Regions from separate parts of the Homo sapiens genome. Here all the other regions are linked to region 1. Evidence: chromatin loops called from intact Hi-C (ENCODE). Cell type or tissue: heart right ventricle. All regions are shown on one strand. Links, peaks and the distances in the headings refer to the core of each region. The heading gives the core; the rest is flanking DNA.

Region 1 (8,048 bases), core at 1,968-6,967:
AGAATCTTTCACAAAAGTCCTGTGTCGTCCTTGTCCTGGCCAACTAGACTCAGAGGGAGGACTGATGGATTTTCATCTCCCTCTTCCCCTTCGTCTTTTCTTCTCAGCATCTTCCTACCCTCCCCACCACCGCGCTTCTCCACCAAAAGTCTGATGCTGGCATGTAATGGACCCTTTCCAAGTTTCAAGGTGTTGACAGTAAATCTTTTGTATTTAGACCGGGCCGGCTGCTTTCCTTTTCTTGTGGGTAGAACTCTGGAAAAGTGGAGGGGGGTGGGTGGGGCTTCAGGTAAAGTACGTCAGCAAATTGGATAAGTCGGATCTTCGTTGTGTGAGTGGGTAAGAGATGAACTGGGGGGAGGGGTGTGTGTTTGGGCAGTGAGCAAGCCGGCAAGAGAATGTGAGTGGGCGGCCAGTTGGTTGGCAAGTGAGAGGCTGTGGAGAGGTTGCTGCTGGGACGGGCTGTGCAATTAAACAGTTGAGCAGATCTTAATAGCAGACTGGGGCGGTGCTCTCCGCAGGCCTGCGGGGAGCAGGGAGCAGGGGAAGCAAGCGAGCTGGAAGCATCTTCGGGCACAGAGCTAGATACGAATTTCAGAAGCACATAACCTGAGGAATAGAATGCAACCAGAGGAGGGAGAAATAGAGATTCCAGGCAGCGTTTCCTAAACTTAAAAAGTTTTGAATACCCAGTTTTGCCTTGTTCTGGGGACCTCTGGCAATGTTGTTCAAGGGAGGAATTTTTAATTTCATAGAAAAGTGAATTTTACCACCACAAGAGAACATGAGACCAAGGTCATAAATCCCTTTGTTTGGAGTGTCCGTTCTGAACTCCTTGTATACTTTTATTTGCAGGAAGAGGCTATACCAGCAAGTATTATGGTTTTACTGGGTGGGGCGGCAAGGCCAGGAAGAGATGGAGATGCTGTTAAAGGTCCTTGCTCCAGAACATTCAGAGATCAGAGGAACTCAAGAGGTCAAAGTAGGCTGATGTCATTGTTCATCCATTTATTCAGCAAAACTTTCTTGAACACCTACTGTGTGCCAGGCACTGGTTGGCAGTGAGGTGAAGACGATAGTGATGAAAACAAAGGCATGGTCTCTGTCATCATGGAACCTAAGTAAACACATACCAAAAAAAATGGCCCAAGAAAAATCATGCCCTGAGGGGAAGGCACTCAGATGAAAAGGACCTTCTTCCCAGTGGTCCCCTGAGGAGGTGATTTCCAAGGTCTCAGCTAAGGGATGAGCAGGAATGTGTGGGTGCAGGGGGTAGGGGTGAGAGCTCTCGGCATAGAGAGAGCAGCACATTTCAAAGGCCCTGGAGTGGGGAAGGAGGTGGCAGGTGCAGCTGTGTGGTGGCTACTTCCACTTCTGGAGTGCAGTAGCATGATCTCGACTCACTGCAACCTCTGCCTCCCGGGTTCAAGCAATTCTCCTGCCACAGTTTCCCAAGTAGCTGAGATTATAGGTGCAAGCCACCACGCCTCGCTGATTATTACATTTTTAGTAGAGACGGGGTTTTACCATGTTGGCCAGGCTGGTCTCGAACTCTGTCTCCTGGAACCTCTTGATGAGCCCCTGTGAGGTTCCCCAGCCCAGGGCATCCCCCCAGGTATTCAGGAGAGACCCGTCCCCAAGAGACTGCCTGCTACTTCCTCTTCCTATGAATGTCACTGTGAGGGGAATAAATAAGGATAGACCAGAAAAGCAAATTGTAAGAAATTTGAAACCAGTTGTCAGTTTTCAGGTGCCCAGGAGCATGACAATATGCCCGAGGGACCGTAACAGGACTTGACATGGAGCTGGGTCTAAAGCAGATGACCTGGTGGCTGCAGCGTGTTCCACACAGGCGAGCACTGTGAGGCCAAAGGACTGGTGTTGAGCAGAATGAAAAAGCACAGTGTTGGTTAATCCTGAAAAGTGAAGCCTGCAAGAAATGAACTTCGACCTTGGAGTGGGGGTGGGACAGGGGCTAGAAGGAAGAGAGGCTCGGAAGTGTGTTGTGTAAACGTGGTTCTGTTTTGTCTAATCTTTTACTACCTGTAGGGACAGGTGGATGCAGTGGAGCTGCTGGCAGGAAAGGTGGAGTTTTTTCAAGGTCACGAGTTAAGCAATAGAGTAGAATATCTTTGCAGCTGCAAGAGGAGGTGCGAGCAGCTTGTTCACAAGGTATATTTTGCAGGAGTTTCCCCTTACAAGATCTTATTTGCTTGAGAGTAGCGTTAAGGATTTCTGTGCCAACAGTTAGCTGGATCTCTGGGGTTGAATCGTTATCACCAATCTATAGTTAAAATAAGCATTAAAAAAAAAAAGGAGTCTACTTTCAAAGTTTTCCCGAAGTGCCAGTCTGAAGCAGCTACCTTTAAAAGCTGTTCTTGAATAATAGGTTGCTATATCCTAGTCTGTAATCTTGGACTAATGTCTGAGGAAGGAAAAAAAAAAAAAGAATATTCTCTCTTTGTCCGATTAAGAAGTGGAGGTAGACAGCGATTCGACATGTTGTATGGGCGAGGCTGTGCTGAGCTTGCGTCTGGGACAATGACCAGACAGATGAAAGGAGAAGTGAGAGATATTTTTAGCACATCAGGACTGCTTTGAAACATTGATTTTTTTTCCATCTCCTCCCACCCCCCATAATTCCAGCAGGAAGATTCAGTGGCAGGCACTTTAATTCAGTGTAAAAACATCTTCTATATTACACACTAAAATATTCATGAGGAAAGGGAGTTGCTGATTTTAAGGCGTAGCTTTAAAACCCACGTCTGTCGGCTTGATGGTCAGTGTCCCGCCACACAGTCTGGAAGTGTGACGTGGCCAAGGAGGACCCCCAGAAGGATCCTGTGTCTTCCGTGGGGACTACTCCTTTCCTCAGAGGAGCGGGTTCACAGGAAACTGGAGCAGAAGGATGCCTTTAGCCCCACTCCTGTTGGTCCTCAGTCCCTTCTCCTTTGATCAGGTGGTTCAAGCACGCCTTGAAGTTCCGGTGTTCAAACAACGTGACCTCTGCAATTACGTTCTAATACTTGTCGGTGCCCAACTTAAACCACTAGCAATGTTAGTTAAAAACATCAGGGAGGCCGGGCGCGTGGCTCATGCCTGTAGTCCCAGCACTTTGGGAGGCCTAGGCGGGCAGATCACTTGAGGTCAAGAGTTCGAGACCAGCCTGGCCAACATGGTGAAACTCTGTCTCTACTGAAAATACAAAAAAAGTTAGCCAGGTGTGGTGGCGGGTGCCTGTAATCCCAGCTACTTGGGAGGCTGAGGCTGAGGCAGGAGAATCACTTGAACCCGGGAGGCAGAGGTTGCAGTGAGCTGAGATCGCGCCACTGCAGTCTAGCCTGGGTGACAGAGACAAAACACAAAACAAAACAAAACACCTCAGGAGGCTGTAAATCAAGCACAACTGAAGCAAAGATAAAAACGGGCAGTCTCAGAATCACCTTTGAAGGTGGAAGGAAGGGCGTTTGTGTGTGACAAGAAGAGTGTACGTTCATACAAGGGTTTTTACTCCTCCTCTGAAAAGTCCTGCTTGGTGGCTGGCCAGTTTGTCATGCTTGGCTGCCCAAGCAAGTGGTGGCAGTCGGAGCACAGGAGAAAGCCGCAGGGGGTGAGGAAGAAGTGCTGGAGAGGGCGCTCCACCTTTCGGCTGCCCTGACCTGTCTCCAGCCCCAGGGCATGTGGTTCTGGGCCGGGCACTGGCCCCCTCTCTGTGGACTGTACCAGGCAGCGGGTAGTGCACAAGCTCTGAGGTCAGGCCACCTGGGCCTAAACTCCAGCTCTGCTCCTTGCTAGCAGTGTGACTCTGGGCACGTTCAAGTTACTTCATGCTTTGTGCCTCAGTTTCCTCATCTGTGAAATGGGGATGGTAACAGGACCCTCATCCCAGGACTGCTGTGTGGATTGAAGTGCCTGCAACGGGATTTGTCTTTTCTGGGATCGCGGTGGATGCTCTATTCCAGGTGAGGGAGTCTCTTGCTTTCTCCTACCTCTTGCAGCCGCTTTGCCTCTGAGTGGCAAATAGCAAGTGGCTGAAAATCACAATGAGCCCGTCAGAGAATGGGGATGGGCCACAAGGCCACAGTCGGATGGGTTCTCCATGCCCTCGACTATGCAGCGGGGTCAGGGCATCCCTTCCTCCTGGGGTGCCCACACCATTCCCTTGGAAGTTTAGACAGCAGCCCTTGCCTCGCCAGACGCAGCAACCCCTCCCAGCTACACGTGGAATCTGTGGCCCAGCCTCCCTCAGATGACCCGCATTGCCTGACAGAGACCAGGGGCCCTGAGGGGTGGCTGTCGCTGGCCTGGGACAGGGTCCCTGCAGGTTTTCAGGGTCCTCAGCAGCATTCGCCAGCGTCGGGTCAGACTGAGTCATGGGGCCCGAGCTCTCCACGAGTTGGTTCTCCAGTTGGTTCTCGTTGGGGGTAATGCCCTTCATCGAACCGCTTCATCCCCAGCCTGTATTGTCTCCGTCTCTTCGCAGTTGTCAGAGGGCTCGGCCGCCACCCTGAAACAGCCCAGAGCTCTCTGAAGAGCACGAGCTTTTACGCTTCTCTCCCCAAATCAACTGACTTTTTCATTGCTTCTGTGGAGGCTTTCTGTGGGAGAAAAGCGTGTTTATGGGGCAAGCTCAGAGAGCTCCTGTCCCCGTGGTGGAATTTTTTTAGTGGCTCTGCCCACGTGGTGGTGAGCGCCGGTGAGGATGGGACGCATTTTCTGCTAAAATGGCTGTGCGAGGCTGCCACCTCGTGGCCAGCACAAGGCAGTGAGTGTGTCCCTTGCTGGAGCTTCTGGGTGAAATAAACTCATTTTAAAGGTCTTCAGCAAGGACCTCACTCCCTCACTCTCTCAGTGTGCATATCATTCCAGCTCCAGGGCTTAATGCGTCTGTTGTGGCATCTCTCAAATCTGTACTTTGCTATCTCTTTGACTACAGAGTCACTACCTTCCGATAAGCCCTTCTGCTGTCTCCAGACCGATCCTTCTAAAGCGTAGATGTCATTGTCTTTCTCTCATTAAAGCTCTTTCATGGCTCCTCATTTTCCAGGTTCCAGCTCATGTCTCAGGAGGCCGCTAAGCCCACTCCTCTGCCCCAGCCTGTGTCTGCGCACGTCTCTTCTCCCTTCCTCCTGGTTTCCTCTGGCTGATACCTGCTCACCTGAAAGTCATCTCAGGTGCCACCTCCTCCAGGGATTCCTCGCATTAGATTAGCTTCCTTCTTCCCCATTCCTAGCTGACTTCCTTCATTATGCCTCAGATCCTTTTTTTGGAAGAAAAAGAAAGAAATGGAAGACAGACTGGCCAGCAGGGGGAGAGAGAGGGAGGGAGGGCATATCAGAGAATTCAATATGCTGCGTTTTAACCAGATACTTTTCTTCCTCTCCCACAAGGCATCAGAGTAGAGACTGCCTTTCATCTCTCTCCCCCTTGTGTAATAGCACAGTGTCTGGCAGATAACTGTTGCTTGCTAATTATTAGAAGGAAGAAAGGGAGGGAGAATAAAAGCCAGCATCACCATGTGATCTTCCTAAGTGCGACAGATGTGAGAAAAGAACTACCTTAAGCTCCAGGGGCCCTAGAGGAACGGCGCTGCGTGCTAGTGCAGATGGTAGCAAACGCTCTCACCTGGCTTGGCAACACTTCTTCACCTCTTCTTTCTACCACCACAGCGACTGTCTCCCTCCAGCCCATCCTACTGCCAAATTCATCTTCTATTAAGCATAGCTTCAATCACATCATTTCTTTATCAAAACACTTCTACAGAGGAGTTCCAAATGCTTTAGCCGGGCCGTCCAGGGCCTCCACAGGATGACCCCAGCCCATCTAGTTTTCTACCACTCTTTATGTGTTTCCTAAGTACCATTCATTATTTTAGGACTTGGTATTTGCTGATGAATTTACTTACTTACTTGAGAGTGTGGCAAAAGCACATCCTAAACTTTCAGTTAAAAGGAGTTTGATTGATTGACCTGCTCTGAGTTTAAGGCACGTGCTGGTCACTGTGGGAGCCATTAAAGAAGGTATTGTTCTGTGGCCGCCAGGAACAGATAGCCCAGCTGGGGACAAGACAAAAAAGCAGGGGGCATTAAGGAACAGACAGCAGAAAGGAACATGTCACAAGTGCACAATTAATCGCCAAATATATGGCTCAAGAAGGGGTGGTGATCAAACCAGATAATGTCTGTGAAAGTGCCTCTCTCCTGTCAAACTCCCAATTCCGAGCAGTCCTACAGTCGGCCCCTTCCACAGGGCGTAGCCCTGTCATTCCACCTCAAACGTCGTACACACTCGGCCTGTCCTACAAAGCCCTTCGTGATAAGGCCTGCTTCTCCTTCCCACCTTGTGGGACCCCCGACCCTGGAACCCCGAGCTGCAGAGCTGGAGAGAATGCACTCTGTTGTTTGGTATACGTGTTCCTTGAAACATTCACTCCTCCCCATTTTCCTTCGGTGTTTAACCTGTTCTTCCTTTAAAATTCGGCTTTTCCTTTAAAATCCAGCCTGGAGCTCCCCAATGAAGACTTCTGTGGCGCTGCAGGCAAAACTCACCACCTGCAGAGTCTCTGCTCTCCCTTGTCAAATACGCGTTTGTGACATACATTGGAAGGCATCGGGCACATTTCTGTCATCTGTGTGACTGTGGACCTCTGCCGCAGGGGTCATGTCCTTTCCCTTTACAGTGCTTGATGAGGTACACGTCTTGTCAATGTTTGTCACGGACTGAAACTTAACACATTAGAGAGGACAGCAAAGTCAGTTGACTCTAAATTGTTAAGGCACAAGCTCTGTGAGTTCAGAAGAGACATGTGCCAGAATCGGTCCAGGGAGGTTCTTAGAACCTACCAGTTCTAAGTAGGAGTTCTTAGAACCTACCAGTTCTAAGTAGGAATTCTTAGAACTGGAAGGTCAAAGCTTTGTACATGTGAAATAGATCAAACAATAAAAAGAATTCCATGTAGAATAGCTCAGTGTCTGTGGCTCCTAATGGCTCCCCCATTCTCTGCACCAGCCAGCGGGAGGAGAAAGCCTGCAGAGTGGGGGCAGCGGAGACAGAACATCTTAACCCCAGCAGAGGCTTTATCTAAGGAAGTAGAGCGAATGCCCTGAAGGTGGGTTGGACTTAGGTGGTGGAAAGGTTTCAAATGCACTCTGTTATCTTGCAGGTAGTGGCTGCCATTTATTACTTTAGAAAACCATGGCGACTTCATCAAAGTGGTGTTTTAGAAAGATGATCCAGGGCCGTCTTTTCCCTTTGAGAGTGGGAGGTGCCCTGTGGCCCTACCTTCATTTTCTGTGATGGTATTCCCAGTGGTTTCCTCCCTGTGGCTTTGCGGCTTAGTGGTGAACCAAGAGGCTTAGGATGCAGGTGCAAAGCCCCTCTACTCTTTAATGCCTCACTTCAAGGTGCAGGATCTTTCCCTCTGTAAACAAAGGCTTTCCTTCTGGCACTGCCCTTGACCTGCTCAGAGCTGTTCTCTGATCCTTTGGGTCTCTCTGCCCTCGTGACTGGCAGTGACCTGCTAGGCAGCAACCCCCACGCAGCAGGTGGTCCTCCAGAGCTGAGTCACCACCCCGGGAACCGTGCCCTGGTGAGGCCATCCAAGGTAGACCGGCACAGGGCGGGTGTGAGTGGCCTCTCCACCTGGCCCCTCGGTCTGGGAGGGCTCTTTCAGCTTGACAGAGAGAGCAAAGGAAACTCGGATTTTTGGCAAAGCAGAAAAACATTTTACCTGTGATCACAGTTATGGGCCTTGGTCAGTCATTTGATTTCAGCACACCCAAATTGTCCATTTACAGATACCTTGAGACATGGAAAGGGAGGAAATTTTTTAATGATGTTTTAAGATTCTGTTTGACCTCATGAATTAAGAGCGGTGAGAAGTAATAGAACACGGAGAGATACCTAAGCCATTGATTGATATTGTAGGCAATAAACAAGTGAGATTCAGATTATTTTTAAAAATTTTTTTCATGGGCACTGATGGATGTTTAAAAAATTATGACGTGTTCTGTTCATGACGCGTTCTGTTCATTTCCAGAGAAGAGAAA
Region 2 (8,048 bases), core at 1,772-6,771, 140 kb before region 1:
TATACCTCAAGAAAGCCACTAAACGTGGGTGGCCACTCAAAATTTCAAATTCTCTTTAAGATGACCATTCAGGTCAGGCATGGTGGCTCACTCCTGTAATCCCAGCACTTTGGGAGGCCAAGGCAGGCAGAGCACGAGGTCAGGAGATCGAGACCATCTTGGCTAACACGGTGAAACCCCATCTCTACTAAAAGTACAAAACGTTAGATGGGCGTGGTGGCGGGCACGGTGGTGGGCGCCTGTAGAGGCAGGAGAGAATGGCGTGAACCCGGGAGGCAGAGCTTGCAGTGAGCCAAGATCACGCCACTGCACTCTAGCCTGGGTGACAGAGCAAGACTCCAAAAAAAAAAAAAAAAAAATTTCCATTCAAGGAATTGAACTATAGTACTGACTTCATTGTAACATACTGCTTTGGAATACTTTGGTGAGGTTCACTGAATTCATGTTCTATGCCAAATGCTTTTTGGATTCTAATTGTAAGTTAGTTATTTGTAAATTAGTTACATTGTAAAATAATTTAAATTAAATCGTAAAAAGAGTTACTTGTTTTTCCCAGAATTTAGTGACCAGGAATAGCTGTATTTCCCTTGCATATCATTTGTCAAATGATTGGTTTTATGTTAAATAGTTATTAACACCCCCCTCCCCACTGGAAAACATGTTTTTTGGATTAATATTCAATTTGTGTAAAGTAGTTCAAATTTATGGTGGTGGGTTATCCTTCAATTTTTAATTTAATTTTTTTTTTTTTGAGACAAGTTTCACTCTTGTTGCCCAGGTAAAGTGCAATGGCGCGATCTCAGCTCACCGCAGCCTCCGCCTCCCGGGTTCAAGCGATTCTCCTGTCTCAGCCTGTGGAGTAGCTGGGATTACAGGCATGCGCCACCATGCCTGGCTAACTTTGTGTTTTTAGTAGAGACAGGGTTTCTCCATGTTGGTCGGGCTGGTCTCAAACTCCCGACCTCAGGTGATTTCCCCACCTTGGCCTCCCAAAGTGCTGGGATTACAGGCGTGAGCCACCATGCCCGGCCTATTTTATTTTTTGAGACAGAGTCTCGCTCTGTTGCCCAGGCTGGATGGAGTGAAGTGGCGTGATCTCAGCCCACTACAGCCTCCGCCTCCCGGGTTCAAGCAATTCTCCTGCCTCAGCCTCCCAAGTAGCTGGGACTACAGGCATGTACCACCATGCCTGGCTTTTTTTTTTTTTTTTTTTGGATTTTTAGTAGAGATGGGGTTTCACCATGTCAGCCAGGCTCGTCTCGAACACCTGACCTCAAATGAGCTGCCCTCCTCGGCCTCCCAAAGTGCTGGGATTATAGGCGTGAGCCACCGTGCCTGGCCCTATCCTTCACCTTTTAGTTCTTTAGGAAGGAAATTGATGGTGGCTTAATACCTTTGCTTCTAGGCCTGGGTGTCCACCCACCTGACCCCAACTCCCATATATGTAGAGACATCAGGTAATCTGAGCATAAGATCCTTGCAGTGGTTGGGGAAGTGAAGCAGAGAGATGCCCTCTTGGAGCACTTCCATTTTCTGCACCAGACAGGAATCAGTTATCTCTGGGGTTAGTGACCTCACACCTTTGCCCCTGAATCCCCCCATATATAAAATAGAAGATTGAATTTTACTTACTTGGGTAAAAGTGGGCATTTTTCAGTTAGACATTTACCTAATTTTAATGAAAATACAATGACCCTAGAACATCCTGCCCATGATTCTGCCCAAGTTTATGCAAACAGAAAAAATTTATTTTGGAAAAAACCGGATCTTAAACTGAAATTCATTAAGCCATTTTTCCAAATAAAGTACCAGCTTAGTTAACCAAATTGTGCTTTTTCACTTTTTCCTTCCCTCAAAAGGAAATCCCTTATTCAACAAAAATTTGTGGAACACTCATATGTTTCAGGCACCCTGAAGATAAAGACACACCCACCTGCAAGGATAAAAGAAGCATGGCGGCGGGGTGGGGCTGGTATCCAGTCTGCTTCAAAACGGAGGAGGGGCATCCACAGAGAAGGGCTGGGGAAGGCCTTGCAGGAGGGCATGGAAGAGCCAGGTTGAGAGGGATGAATAGGACTTGGCTGTTATCCAGGTTGCAAGATGTTGGAAGGACTTTATCTAAAGCTGTGGCATTGGGATTAAAGAAGAGAGGTTGAGTCAAGAGATTCAGTGACTGGGAGTTATATGCCCTTTTGACTGGCAGGATAGGGAGAATATTGGAGAAAAAGGAGTCAAGGATTAGTTCAGCTTCTGCCGTGGCCTTCTCAGCAAGTGGTGGGGAATTCACTGAGGTGAGGAATACAAAATACTTGGAGGTTGCATCTGTTTGTTTTGCTTATTGAGTTAGGAAACCAGGAATTCACTTTGGAGGTTTGATCAGGGGAATGCAGCCTACGTTTGATTGGGCTTTAAAGCTGATCCTCTTTGCTCCATGGCCCAGCTCTGGGGGGGGACACACGTGGCACATCAGGCAGAAAGGGGCAGCTAGGGAGGTCTTGGCCAACTGTGGTTGGGCAGCATCATGGGCTGTAGTCTCACTTGTACAGGTGGAATCACTGTGGGACACTTCGGGGCATTTCCAGAGTGGAAAAATTCTTGCAGGTGAAAACCTGTCACATTGAAGAATTCAGTAGTGCTTTTGATAATTATTTTTTCTACTTGCTGTCTTGCCTTCTTCCCTCTGTATTTTTACCATTTATGGGAGTACATCTTTATATTTCTCTGGTAAAAGGAAGATGAAAAAGGTGAACTTTATAAAAGACTAACCAGTCCTTGACTTGTATAGCTCATTTAACTTTTAAAACCTGTAAAGGAGGTACTTTTCATCATATAAATTCATGATGAAGATAAATAAAATAGGTGTTTGGGAATCAGCAGGTTTTGAAATTTTATGACATGCCATTAACACAAAGCATAAATTCTTTTTCTTTTTCTTTTTTTTTTTTGAGACTGAGTCTCAGTTTGTCGTCCAGGCTGGAGTGCAGTGGCACGATCAAGGCTCACTGCAACCTCCGCCTCCTGGGTTCAAGCGATTCTCCTGCCTTAGCCTCCTGAGTAGCTGGGATTACAGGCATGCGCCACCACACTCGGCTAATTTTGGTATTTTTAGTAGAGACGGGGTTTCACATGTTGACCAGGCTGGTGTCGAACTCCTGACCTCAGGTGATCCACCCACCTTGGCCTCCCTAAGTGCTGGGATTACAGGAATGAGCCACCGCACCCGGCCGCATAAATTCTTTTATTCAGATCCATTGACATTAACATGTAAATAAGGATGACAGTTTATTATTTTGGAAATTCTAATTATTTGTCTTGTCCTTCAAAGAAGCGCTTTTGGTTACAAGTGGGTCCATAACACACAAAATAAAATTCTGTTTACGGCTGGGCGCGGTGGCTTACGCCTGTAATCCCAGCATTTTGAGAGGCCAAGGCGGGGGGATCACCTGAGGTCAGGAGTTCTAGACCAGCCTGGCCAATGTGGTGAAACCCTGTCTCTACTAAAAACACAAAAATTAGGTGGGTATGGTGGTGTGCGCCTGTAATGTCAGCTACTCGGGAGGCTGAGGCAGGAGAATAGCCTGAACCTGGGAGGCGGAGGTTGTAGTGAGCCGAGATTGCACCATTGCACTCGAGCCTGGGCAACAGAGCAAGATTCTGTTTCAAAAAAAAAAAAAACAAAAAAACCCACAAAATTACATACTTTTTGATAATATTGAAAAATAAGTATGGAAAATGATTCTTCTTAGGAAAATTTATGCCCATTATTCACTTCGCTGTTTTGTTAATGATCACGAATATATTAAACTGAAAATACAAGCTAAGCAGCTGCTTTGAAACTACATCAAAACAGTAGAAGTTTAAAATTAGATTCTTCTTATTGCATTAAATGCATCTTTCAGTAATATGTGGTCACTACACTACCTGCTTTACAGGTATTCTTGGAAATTTGGTAACAAAAAGAACAGGGTGAATAGATGTTGTAGATCATGAGGTATGGTGCAAAGTGCATGGCCTTGGGATAGGGATATCAGACATCTGAGCTGAATCTCAGTTCTCTGGTTGTTATGCCTCGAGGAAGTAAGTTGCTGGACCTCAGTTGTGCTGTTTCCTGGTCTATAAAATGAAGACAATAAAGAACCTGCTTCAGTGCGCTAAAACTCAAAGGACTTCTTGGGCTTGAGCGCTGGAGTAAACAGGCAGTTTCCCTTTGTACCACAAGAGGGAGTGCCTGTATAGATGTTAACCTGAGCTGAGGTTTGGATTTCTTTCTAAAATGTCGCTGAAAATTTAGGAATAACTGGATTACTGGGAAAACGTTAAAGAAAAAGATTTTTTGACAGTGTCAGGAGAAAGAGGAACTCGAAACACATAATGGGTTAAGAGGAAGGGATTACGTATAAAATTCCTTTAAGGTATGAAAAGCTTTGTTGACAGAGTGTTACATATTTCATTCCCAGTCAACAATCTTTTATTGTCAATGTCTGACCATGTTGATATATTTGTTTTGTTTTTCTCCTCCTTTGTAACTGTATTATAAATTTTTTATATTAAACAAATATAGAACTTAAAATTTAGTTTCTTAGTAGTAGTCCTGAATAATTAACATCAGTTGAAATTGGATTGTTTGTGCTCAGTGCCTTGGATATGTACAAAACCTGTTTGCTTCAAATTAGTGAGTTAGAAAATATTTTAATCTTTTCATCCTGCTCCCCTCCCACATACTTTTTTTTCCCCTTTTATTTTGAGCTTCTAGATCCTTTTATGTGATGTGTTGCTGTCATACATAGCTCACATTGGGTGGGAACAGAGAAGAACATTGTTTCCGTGGCCCAACCCTAGGGACATGGAACTCATTTTATTATACAGTGAAATTTTAAAATTTGAAACCAAGATCAGATCTCAACAAACAGAGCGAAATTGGCAATTGTGGAATTATCTAACAAATTTAGGGAAAAATCCAGTTGTATCTCAGTTATGTGAATGTGTCCTTCGATTTACAATTTTCAGGTAATCTCTTTATTTTGCTGGTATTTTTATTATACATAGAGCACATTGTTTTATAGAACTGTAATTATACCATAATACTTTTTGTATTGGGAAATGTTGAGAATTTAGAAAGAACAATCCTAGGCATTTCCTTTTGCTCTGTATTCTTCTGTTTAGAAGTTTTCCCTGTGGTTTGTTCCTGGCAATTAAACACTGTTCAAATTCAGAGTCAGACTGCCCTGGCTCAAATCTTGGCCCCACGATGTGTGAAACTTGACAAAGTCAAAGTTATCACTATAATTTCGGTCACTTGAAATCCAGTAATTTCTTGAGCAGAAGAAAGGGAAGTGGAATTACTGTAGAAATTATGCATAGTTTTATATTATCTGTGTAGTAGCCTGTTTAAAGTGATCATTGCTAGTGCATGGTATAGAATTACAAACTTGTAAATACTTCTCAAGATTGCCACTTTAAAAAAAAAAGCAAAAAGAGCTCTGTAGCCCTATTTTTTTTTTTATTTCCAACAGGAAATTTGTTCTTGTTTCAAAATGTGGGAACACCCATTATTCTCTGTTGGCCACATGAATGTCATCCATTTGTTTATTGCAGCAGAAAAAAAGTGAAGAATGGTTGATACAGTGGCAAGCTGTTCCTTTTAGGTTACTTTAAAAAGTCATGGAATTTCGGATATACAAAGAAAGCATAAGGAATACTCTAACCAGTATATATGTATACAGTATCCAGTATAAGAATGAAAATGTAATGTAGTTATTAAAACATTATGTGTGTGCTTCCACAAGCCTGTCCTCCTTTCTACCTTCCAGAAGTAACTTCTCTCTTGAATTTGGTGTTCGTCATTCTGGTGCATGCTTTTACAGTTTTACAAAATACACACGCATTCCCAAACATAAATAATACTGTTTCACAACATAAATTGTATTATGGTACATGTTTTAAAACACGATATACATTGTATCTGTTGCAAGTCAGGTTCCAAGGGAAATGGAACTCAGAAGATTAAGGCTGGGGGCCACCAGTGCCTCATGCCTGTAATCAGCACTGTGGGAGGCCGAGGCGGGCAGATCACTTGAGGTCAGGAGTTTCAGACCAGCATGGCCAACATAGTGGAACCTCATCTCTACTGAAATACAAAAAATTAGCCAGGTGTGGTGGTGTGCACCTGTAATCCCAGCTACTCAGGAGGCTGAGGCAGAAGAATCACTTGAACCTGGGAGGTGGAGGATGCAGTGAGCCGAGATCAAGCCACTGCACTCCAGGCTGGGTGACAAAGCAAAACTCCGTATCCAAAAAGAAAAGAAAAGAAAAGAAGATTAACATGTAGGAAGTTTGTTAAGGAGATTTTAGGATTCACACTTGTGGAATAGGAGGAAGCACAATTGGGCCAAGGGAGAAATTGGGCTGTGGTGTCCGATCACAAGATAGGCCTCAGCTGATCCCAAAGGGGATGCTGAAGGTGGGGTAGCCCTTGAGGATGGTACCACGTTGGGGTGAGGGGCCAGGCCTTGGTAGCTTCACATTGACCAGTTATGGGAAGAAGGCTACCCCTGAAGAAGGGATGAGACCTTGGTGAGGTGACTCTTTCAACTGAGGGCTGTTAACTTGCAACACCCCTAGAAACTGGGGGATAAGCTCTTCAGTCCTAAAGAGAGACCTGAGCAGCCACCTCAGTATTCACTACAGTCTATATTGTGTACATTGTCTGAGCCTGCCCTTTTTGCTGTATATTATGTTTTTGGAGTTTACTTATATTAATATCTGTAGCTCTAGTTCATTTATTTTAATTGTTTTATGGTATTCAGTTCTTCAAAATATGTCACAATTTTAAAATATATTTTCCTATTGAGAGACTTTTAAGTTTTTACAATTTTTCACTATTAAAAAATGTTGCTATATGAATTCATTTATATTTCTCCTTAGTGCACACACCAGAGTTCATCTGGGGTATACAACCAAAAAATTACCAGGTCTTAGGGTATGCACAATTTCAAACTTAATAACTAGAATGAAATTGCTCTCTGGAGTGGTTGTATCTCACCCCGTGTCCTCATAAACACTTGGTATTGTCAAGTCCTAATTCTACCAATTTGATGGGTGTGAAATAGTATCTCATTATAGTTTTATTAGAGTTTGGTTGATAACTAGTGAGTAATATCTCATTGTAGTTTTATTAGAATTTGGTTGATAACTAGGAAGATTGAGAATTTATGTGTTTATTTAGCTATTTGGGTTTCTTCTGTGAAGGACATTTTCTAATCATGTGATTTTTCTGTTGATTTCTTTTAGTGATTTGTAGGCAGTCTTTATATATTCTGCATATCAATTCTTTGTGGTCTATATGAGTAAAAATATCTTCTGGTTCGGGGCTTGATTGTTAACTTTTTAAATAATGCCATTTGTTGAATAAGAGTTTTCTTTTAATGTCATCCTTCCTTTGGGCATTGTTTCTGGGTATATTATTTTAGAAATTCTCCCTTAGGCTGAGGTCATATAAAATATCCTCTGTTTACGATTAAAAGTTTTAAAGTTTTGCTTTTCACAATTTCACCTGCTGTCCCTCTAAAATAGTTTTGTGTATAGCATGAGGTATAGTTGCCTAATTTTGTTTTTCTCATGGATGACCTGTTGTCTTAGCACCATTTAATTGCCTTTGCAACCCTTCTCCACCAATGCACAGTGCCATTCTGTCCTACAAACTTCTGTCTATGTAGATCTATGTCTTTTTGTAGGGGCGGGGGGGGGGGCGGCTATTTAGTTCCACTGGTGTATTTCTTTTTTCTTGCCCCATTTTCTTGCTTTTTTTTTTTTTTTTTTTTTTTTTTTTCTGAGATGAATTCTCACGCTGTCACATAGGCTGGAGTGCAGTGGCACAATCTCATCTCACTGCAACCTCCACCTCCCAGGTTCAAGCGATTCTTAGGCCTCAGCCTCCTGAGTAGCTTGGATTACAGAAGTGTGCACCACGTCTGGCTGATTTTTTTGTATTTTTAGTAGAGATGGGGTTTCACCATGTTGACCAGGCTGGTCTCGAACTCCTGACCCCA
Region 3 (8,048 bases), core at 1,772-6,771, 550 kb before region 1:
TCCTTTTTGTAGAGACAGGGTCTTGCTTTGTTGCTCAGGCTGGTCCTAAACTCCTAGATTCAAGCAATCCTCCCATGTCCGTCTCTGGACTAGCTGGAATTACAGGCATATGCGACTGTGCCTTGCCTATCTTTTGTTTTTTTGTTTGTTTGTTTTAAAACAAGTTTTTCTTCTTAAATGTGAACAAATATTTTAATTTAAAAATATTTTTGTTGTTTTTGTTTTAAAGGAAGCTTGTATTAATCAATAAAATATCCAGAAACAATGTCTGTGAAACAAGTGCTTTTATCCACATTTGGCAAAAGAGCCAATAATAAAAACACCAATCTATAAGCAACAGCTAAAAAGAAAAGCAGCTGATTTAATTTCTCACTCTATTGTTCAAATTAGCATTTTAAACCATTGCACCTTAATTAAAGCCACTCTTTTAGGTACAATAATCACAGGCAAAGCAACTACTATGTAGGGTAACTATAAATGATCAAAACAGGACACTTTTGAAAATGAATGGAGCACTATTAATAATTATGCCAGGGCAATATGCATAATCTAAGCAAACCAGCCATTCCACTACTAATAACCTCCTAGATGCTGAGCTTTTAAACTTACAAGGTGTTACCAATCCCATGAAGTTCCCCCCTTAAGACACACACCCTACTATGCTAGTGCCTAATATAAAGATCACTACAGTGAAAATAGAAGATGAAAAAAATTAGCAAACACAGAATAAAAAGTTTTTAAGATATTGATTCTTCCTACCCCGCCCCCCAACAAGCACACACACAATTCATTTAGAAATTCACATATTTTCTGCTTGAAGGAAATAGTAATTCCCATATTTAAAAATAGATAGAACTGAATAAGCTGGTAGAATTTTCTTTCTCTTACTTGGAATTACTCAATTAAAGAAATAAAGAAAGGGTGAAAAATGATTAGAAAGAAAAGAGAATGAACTGCAGTTTTCTACCTAAAGTAGTTAAGACATGAGAGAAGAAATCACTCAATGCCCTTACCCATCCCAGAGTCTTTCTTGGTGCCATCTGATATTATGTCTACATGATCAGAGTCCACATCATAACTAAAGAAATCATTCAAATAGGTCTTTGATCGCTGGCCACCAAATACATATAAGCAACGATTTTTCTGAAAAAGAAGAAAAAAAAAAAGAAAGGAGTAACTTATCACTTCCATGAAGAACTCAGAATGATCCTTTAAAAACTTAAACCTCTACAAAAGTAATTTTATAACAGATCCCAATGGAGTACTATGCTGGAATAAAAGGGAAAGAGGAAGCTCTCTACATATTGCTAAAAGGGGATCTCTAGGACATCCTGTTAAAGAAGAAAAGCAAGGTGCAGAATAATATATACAGGTTCCTTCTTCCTTTGTGTAGGAATGGAGAAGAAGGAATATCTGTGCATCAGACAAAAAGAGAGGGAGAGAGGGAAAGAGAATGTGAGAGAGGGGAAAAGTGAGAGAGAGAGCACGCAAGCGAGAGCGAGAATAGAGATTGCTTCTTTTTTTGAAAAACAAAGGAAGGATAAACCAAAACCTAATAAAAGACAGTTACCTATAGTGGCAGGAACAGAGCAGGAAGACCTCTCCAAAAATAATACCTTGATGTATGGTTTTGACTTTAGAACAATGTATATGCTTTTATTTAATTAGAAGACAAAATTAACTCAAAAAAAAAATCTAAAATTTGGGCAAAAAAAATCCAACAAATAAACCTATCTGTATATAAAGATATACTCAGACACAGAAATAGTATTTCTAATGATTTTAATACATACTTTTTGACTACCCATCCCTAGAAGTCTAAATCCTAAACAGAAAAATAATCAGAAAGCAACGTTAAACAGCACTCAGTGATTCTGTTGTTAGTTTTCTTTACTGTGAAAGCTATTATAGACAGACAAAGCAACTAATGTTATGAAGCAGGATTTTAACCTTAAAAGACACAAAAATAGGCCAGGCATGGTGGCTCACACCTGTAGTCCTAGCATTTGGGCAGGCCAAGGTGAGAGGATTGCTTGAGACAGCCTGGGCAACACAGCAAGGCCCTGTCTCCTACTTCCACTTCCACTTCCACTTCTACTACTACTACTACTACTACTACTACTACTACTACTACTACTACTACTACTACTACTTCTTCTACTACTACTACTACTACTACTACTACTACTACTACTACTCAAAACCCAGGTGTGGTGGTACACACCTGTAGTTTTAGCTACTTGGGGGGCTAAGGTGAGAGGATCATTTGAGCCCTGACATTCAAGGCTGTAGTGAGCTACGATCTGCGCTCCAGTCGGGGTAAAAAGAAAAGATATAAAGTTACAAAATAGAAGACATTAAGATAAAAAATATTTTATTTGAATCAGACATATCAGTATGAATTCACAATTTAATTTTTCTCTTACAAAAAAAGATACATAAATATGTTGTGGGGGGTGCTCCTACTAGCCAAAGAGAAAAATTTGAGCATCAAGAAAGTGGCCAGGTACAGTGGCTCATGCCTGTAATCCCAACACCGCAGAAGGCAGAGGCGGGTGGATCACCTGAGGTCAGGAGTTCAAGACCAGCCTGGCCAACATGGTGAAACCCTGTCTTTACTAAATACAAAAAATTAGCCGGGCGTGGTGGTGCATGCCTGTAATCCCAGCTACTTGGGAGGCTGGGACTACAGGCACAGGTCACCACGCCAGGCTAATTTTTGTATTTTTACTGGGGATGGGGTTTCGCCATGTTGGCCAGGCTCGTCTCAAACTTCTGGAATCAAGTGATCCACTGCTCCTGACCATTGCTGATACATTTAAATTCTAATTCTATAAAATCAAATCTTAAATTCTTTGTACTTAATGGAGAATAGCAGAAGGGAAAATAAGAACAGAGTAAGAAATTGTCCTTCTAATTACTAAGAGACGTAAGTGGAAAGGCATAAGAAAGGAACATAGCTACAAAATCTACATAAGCAGTGAAATTAGTCATAAGATTGCCCAGGTTGGTAGCCAGGTAGTAACTATTTAGGAATTACCAGGTTGATGGGAAGAGTCTCATAATTAGCAAACAGTTCACTGTTAAAGAAGTTTTGTCTTTCTCTGTCATTGCTACACTAATCTCTTCCTAAAGAATTAGATTTCACCACTTCTTTTCCTATCTAGATATACATGACAAAATAACATTTACGCAATGTACGGAATGTTCTTACTGAGTGGAATAACATGCAGTGTCCTATTCGAGACTGGATGTCCTCAGGCCCAGCATTACAGGAGTCCTCTCGAAGAAGTTTCCAGGTTTGACATTGACAGTTGAAAGCAAACAAGCCACTGAATTGTGGTTCACTGGCTCTGCTGTCATCTACGCTGCCATTACAAGTCAAAATTCTACCACCAAAAGTGTAGATCATATGTTTTTCTGAGTCCATACACATCTATCAGAACAAGGCAACAGATTGAATAGTTTTAGTTTGTTCCTGTCATATGTGCTAAAACAAAACCAACATGTACAGTTTTACATTCTCAAAAAAACCCTAAACTTTGTCCCTAATGACACTAAATACCACCCCTGATTATCATATGCAAGTTTCTAAATAATTTTTCAAGTTGTCATTTTTGTCAGTGAGGGTAAAAACATGTTGGAATAAAGAGCTTTCTGCTTTCTTGAAATTGCATAATTTTTATCAAAATCAACCAATGATACATGAGGCGTTGATTTATATGTAAGAGTGAATACTTATATTCTGGGTGAATAGTGATCATACCCTCCTTATAAAAATTCCCTTCTTTCATTCTAGGCAAGCATCCTATTAATATTACTACCATTTACTAAGCGATCAGATATGCAAATAAGAGTGGTGAAGCTAAATTCACCTCTCTGCATTTATTTTTATAAAACCCTTCAGATTATGTTACAAAACAGTAAAACAAACAAACAAAAGGACATTTACAACAATCAAGTCTCCAGACTGACTTCTACAATGTGAAGAACTCTGCCTACTTTTAACATAGCACTATTTAATTTTCTTTGAATTAAGCTATACACTTCATGTTTAAAAGTCAAGCTTTATTCTTCCATTCTTTCAACTCAAGATTATAACTTTTCATAAAAATGTGTGAGAAAACAGCCATTTGTCACGAGACAATAAGAATCAAATTCTGTTTCAAATAACACATAAATCCAAGTTGGGAATTAGCTGTTGAACGTAAGTGGCATTTACATAAAGAATAAATTGTGTACACAAAACATCTATGTTTTGCTAAAATAAAACCCAACCATTTGATGTTCAATTCTCCTACCAGATTACTTCTGCTATTTATGTATTTTTTTAAACAAAAGGCTATTTTCATAATTTGTTTTTTTTTCCTAGACAGAATTTCACTCTTGTTGCCCAGGCTAGAGTGCAACAGCATGAGCTTGGCTCACCACAACCTCTGCCTCCCAGGTTCAAGCAATTCTCCTGCCTCAGCCTCCCGGGTAGCTGGGATTACCAGCATATGCCACCACGCCAGGATAATTTTGTATTTTTAGTAGAGATGGTGTTACTCCATGTTGGTCAGGCTGGTCTTGAACTCTCGACCTCAGGTGATCCGCCTGCCTCGGCCTCCCAAAGTGCTGGGATTACAGGCATGAGCCACCGTGCCTGGCTATTTTCATAATTTTAAATGTTGTTTTAAAAAACTGTAGTTATTATTAAAAAGATTCTAACATCTCCTAATTTTTATCTACCACTAAAAAGATCTACCTCATTAGCCATTTCCCAGGTTTCTCAAAGACTTCCATAAATTAAGATGAAAATCTATTCCCCAAGGGTGAAATCTTGGTAAACATGGTTGAAAAACAAAGATGTCTGGAAGTATTCCTATTTTTTAAAATGATCATACAGTTAAAATCAGCACACTGCTGAAAACAACTCAGTTTGGCCCCATCCACTGCCTCCGTTGAGGGCTCCACTGGAGCTGGGTCACATTTCCGTTTCTGAAGTACTTCAGACTCAATCACTCCAAATATCTGGGAACTATGCTGAAAATCTTTAGGGACTCACATTAAATGAGTCTATTTCCATTTTTTATTAACTCACAGATTCATACTAATGGCCAATCTTTGTTACCAACCCCCTACCTTTCTACTTCGTATGGCTACAAAGAGTTTCTTTCTTTTTGAGAATATTCAAGCTTAATTTTGATGTGGTTTATTCTCATTTGTTTGCAGGGCTGAAGTATAAACATCTTTATCTTGGTAGTTCTTCCTAGCATACCAGTTTAAACCAAGAAACCTTTTAATATTCGATTTCCACGCTTTTGATTTGTTTTGTCATTTTTACTCTCCGAAAAAATTTCTGAAAAGCTAGTAAACTTATTAAACTCTGTGTGATAATGTCTTTTCCATCAAAGACTTAAAAAAATCTTTAAAGCCAAAAGTTTAAAGACTATTCATTTATTATGTCAGGAGTTAGATATTTAATTTTTAAAATCAAAATAGTGGATAACCACTTATTTTCCTGGGAAAAATTATTTTTTGAACCTGAAAATGACTTTATTTTACTCATCACAGGAATACAAGATTGGTAAGGGTTTGGCTGGGTTCAAAATAATCTTCTCCTCACAAAATTTGAAGATATTGCTATAAAGGCTTCTAAGTATCCAATGTTGTCCAACCTACCACCCTCCCTTCTACAAACCTCCAAAAATGCCTCATGACCCAGTGAGAATATCAATGAGCTGAGATCTTCAATTCTTCAACTGAAGTTTTTCCTGCTACTTCTTGGCTAGCTCACTTTCCATTTTCTAGTAATTTCCACAAAAACTGATTATACTTGAAGGACAGTTTGGCTAGATATAAAATTCTTGGCTCATACTGTCTTTTCTTGAATGTCTTCTAGATGTTGCTCTATTATCTCTTGGCACTGAAAGTAGATGTAGAGAAATCTGATACCAGTCTCATTTTAGTTCTCTTATAGGTGACTTGATCATTTTGTCTACTTGCTATAAAATGATCTCTTATCTTTTATAGTCAGTGTTATTAATATATGTCTTAGAGTTAAGTATTTGGGTCAACTTTTTCTGAATATAGTATGCCCATTTGACATGCGGAGTAAAATCTTTCTTCAGGAAAATGTTCCTGAATTCAATTGATAAATATTTGTTTTTTCCATTGTTTTGGCTTTCTTCTTTAAAGTCTCCAGTTATATATATATATGTTGGCTCTCCTCTGCCTACCTTCCCTGGTTAATCATTTTTACCTCTTTGTTTTATCTTATTCCTATGCTATATGATCATTACCTATTCTTCTTTACGCTCTTTGTAGATAAGTCTTCATTTCTGAAAGGGGTAATGTACTGGGATATAACTTTCATTTATTGTTATTTTTCTTTTTATTGTTTTTCTTTAGAATGTCTCTCTAAAGCTTTGTTATTTATTGCTTTTTAGTTTTTCATATGTAATTGAGTTGAATTTCCCTGGACCAGATAACTTCACAGAGGATTTCTATAGAAGGTGGATGTTCTCGCTCAAGAACTCCTTCCTCTGTTGCTACTGAATTGAATGGCTCCTTCAAAATATGGCACTTCCGGTGAAGCCATACCTTCTCTAATTCTATGACTCTCATCTGGCTTACAGGGCTGATCTCAAGCTTTGAGCTCCCCAGGTTTCTTACTGGCCATTGCAAAAGGAGCCATCATTCCCACTGTGTTTCCTTCACTTTTACAAAATAATGCTTTCTGACACATATCACCTCTGGATATTTCTGGGTACTTTACACATGTTAATTCACTGATTCTTCTAGTGGCTGCCCTGGGTGCAATTTGTGCCCTGTCCCTGACACTTCTCACTGTGACATACAACTGCTAGGCTCCCTTTGCTTTCCCAGGTCTCCCTATTATACTGTTGTGGGCTTCAACAAAAGTTCTGAGTATTTTAGTTGTTTCTGGCTAAACTTACAAGGCATTGGGAGTTATAGGTTTACTCTAGCTCTTGGTTTTGCTGAGAGAGAGAGACTGTGTGTGTGTGTGTGTGTGTGTGTGTGTGTGTGTGTGTGTGTGTGTGTGTGTTTAAATCTTTTTGCTTGATTACCATTATTCCTGGAAAACCACACAAAGCAACATCAAGGAAAGCTTGAGAACTAAACCGCCACTATGTTCTTAAGAAATCCAGATGTCTTTAAATTTTATTTTTTAAATATGTTAAAATTAAAAATGGCAAATAGCTTTTAAGCATGTTTGTATCGTATAGCTTTCTCATATTTTTATCAAATTTGAACATTGTGTTAAATCCTAAATTGTCATGAACACCACAAGCTATTTTTGGAGTGTCATAAACACTACAAGTGTAAGTTCTAACTTATAGCTTTATTTGTATGAAATAGAATAGCAAATGCAGGATTATACAGATTACTTGCTCACTATTACAGGGATAGTTGTTGGCTGAATTAGTACTGAAATCCTTGTTTCTTCACCCCCAGTGTTCTGCTGTACCATCTAACCAGTTGAAAACCATGCATTATTTAACAGCACCCAGCTTTCAAGAAACATCCTATTTTATAAAAGTCAAGAGAAACAAAGGCCACACACAAGAACTCTCTATGTGCTACTCCTAAGCTATTCTTTTTTCAACCTGTAAAAAAAAAAAGACATCAGCATCTTTTGTAAAAGAAATACGTAACCATTTGGGAACAAGAGAATAAATTGTTCCCTAACAATATTATCTGCTGATGTTTTTAAAAGATCAGAACCAGCCTAACTTTTCTTGGCATGCTTATTTTCCACGTGAAGAACATTGAGGGTGTCAGCAGGGATGTGCATAGCTCTGTGGAGCTCAGTTAAATAGAGCCAACAGAAGTTCCAAATTTAAGCTGGGGAGTATTTCCAAGAATACTAGTTTTGATTTTCTACCTACCACTTAACTTCACAGGCATAACTCACTCTTCCTCTCCTTACCATTCTCCTATAACAATTATATGTTAATAGAAATATGGCAATAGGATAGTTTAAAAGCAAATAATTAACAAAAATCTATAAAGACACAATAAATAAAGACCCTGGGTTCTAT

Evidence for each region. Peaks named below come from ENCODE experiments on the same cell type or tissue, not always from the same donor. Only the 100,000 strongest peaks of a DNase experiment are listed, where the experiment ranks them.
Region 2: a loop joins it to region 1, with 8 times the contacts of the local background. A loop is called at or near these places in 89 of 110 quality-filtered maps.
Region 3: a loop joins it to region 1, with 4 times the contacts of the local background. A loop is called at or near these places in 2 of 110 quality-filtered maps.

Annotation. Positions count from the first base shown.
Region 1 is chr7:130,893,837-130,901,884 of GRCh38, reverse strand. All of the region lies in intron 6 of LINC-PINT (long intergenic non-protein coding RNA, p53 induced transcript), which reads left to right. Among named protein-coding and RNA genes, the nearest start is that of LINC00513, 16 kb to the left of the region's middle. RefSeq lists a silencer at 1,652-1,855 and an enhancer at 1,801-2,095. In heart right ventricle, for the core only: CTCF peaks have their summits at 4,537 and 4,748 (motif pointing left); a DNase peak (open chromatin) is centred at 4,714; H3K27ac peaks cover 4,592 bases.
Region 2 is chr7:131,036,790-131,044,837 of GRCh38, reverse strand. The region is part of intron 3 of LINC-PINT (long intergenic non-protein coding RNA, p53 induced transcript); the gene reads left to right. Among named protein-coding and RNA genes, the nearest start is that of LINC-PINT, 69 kb to the left of the region's middle. RefSeq lists a cis regulatory region at 132 and an enhancer at 60-204. In heart right ventricle, for the core only: a CTCF peak has its summit at 4,218; a DNase peak (open chromatin) is centred at 4,204; H3K27ac peaks cover 2,981 bases.
Region 3 is chr7:131,438,869-131,446,916 of GRCh38, reverse strand. It overlaps MKLN1 (muskelin 1), which reads right to left. Exons shown (of 18, transcript NM_013255.5): 11 at 3,215-3,436; 12 at 1,014-1,143. Among named protein-coding and RNA genes, the nearest start is that of PODXL, 110 kb to the left of the region's middle. RefSeq lists an enhancer at 7,415-7,916. In heart right ventricle, for the core only: no CTCF peak of the experiment used is centred there; no DNase peak of the experiment used is centred there.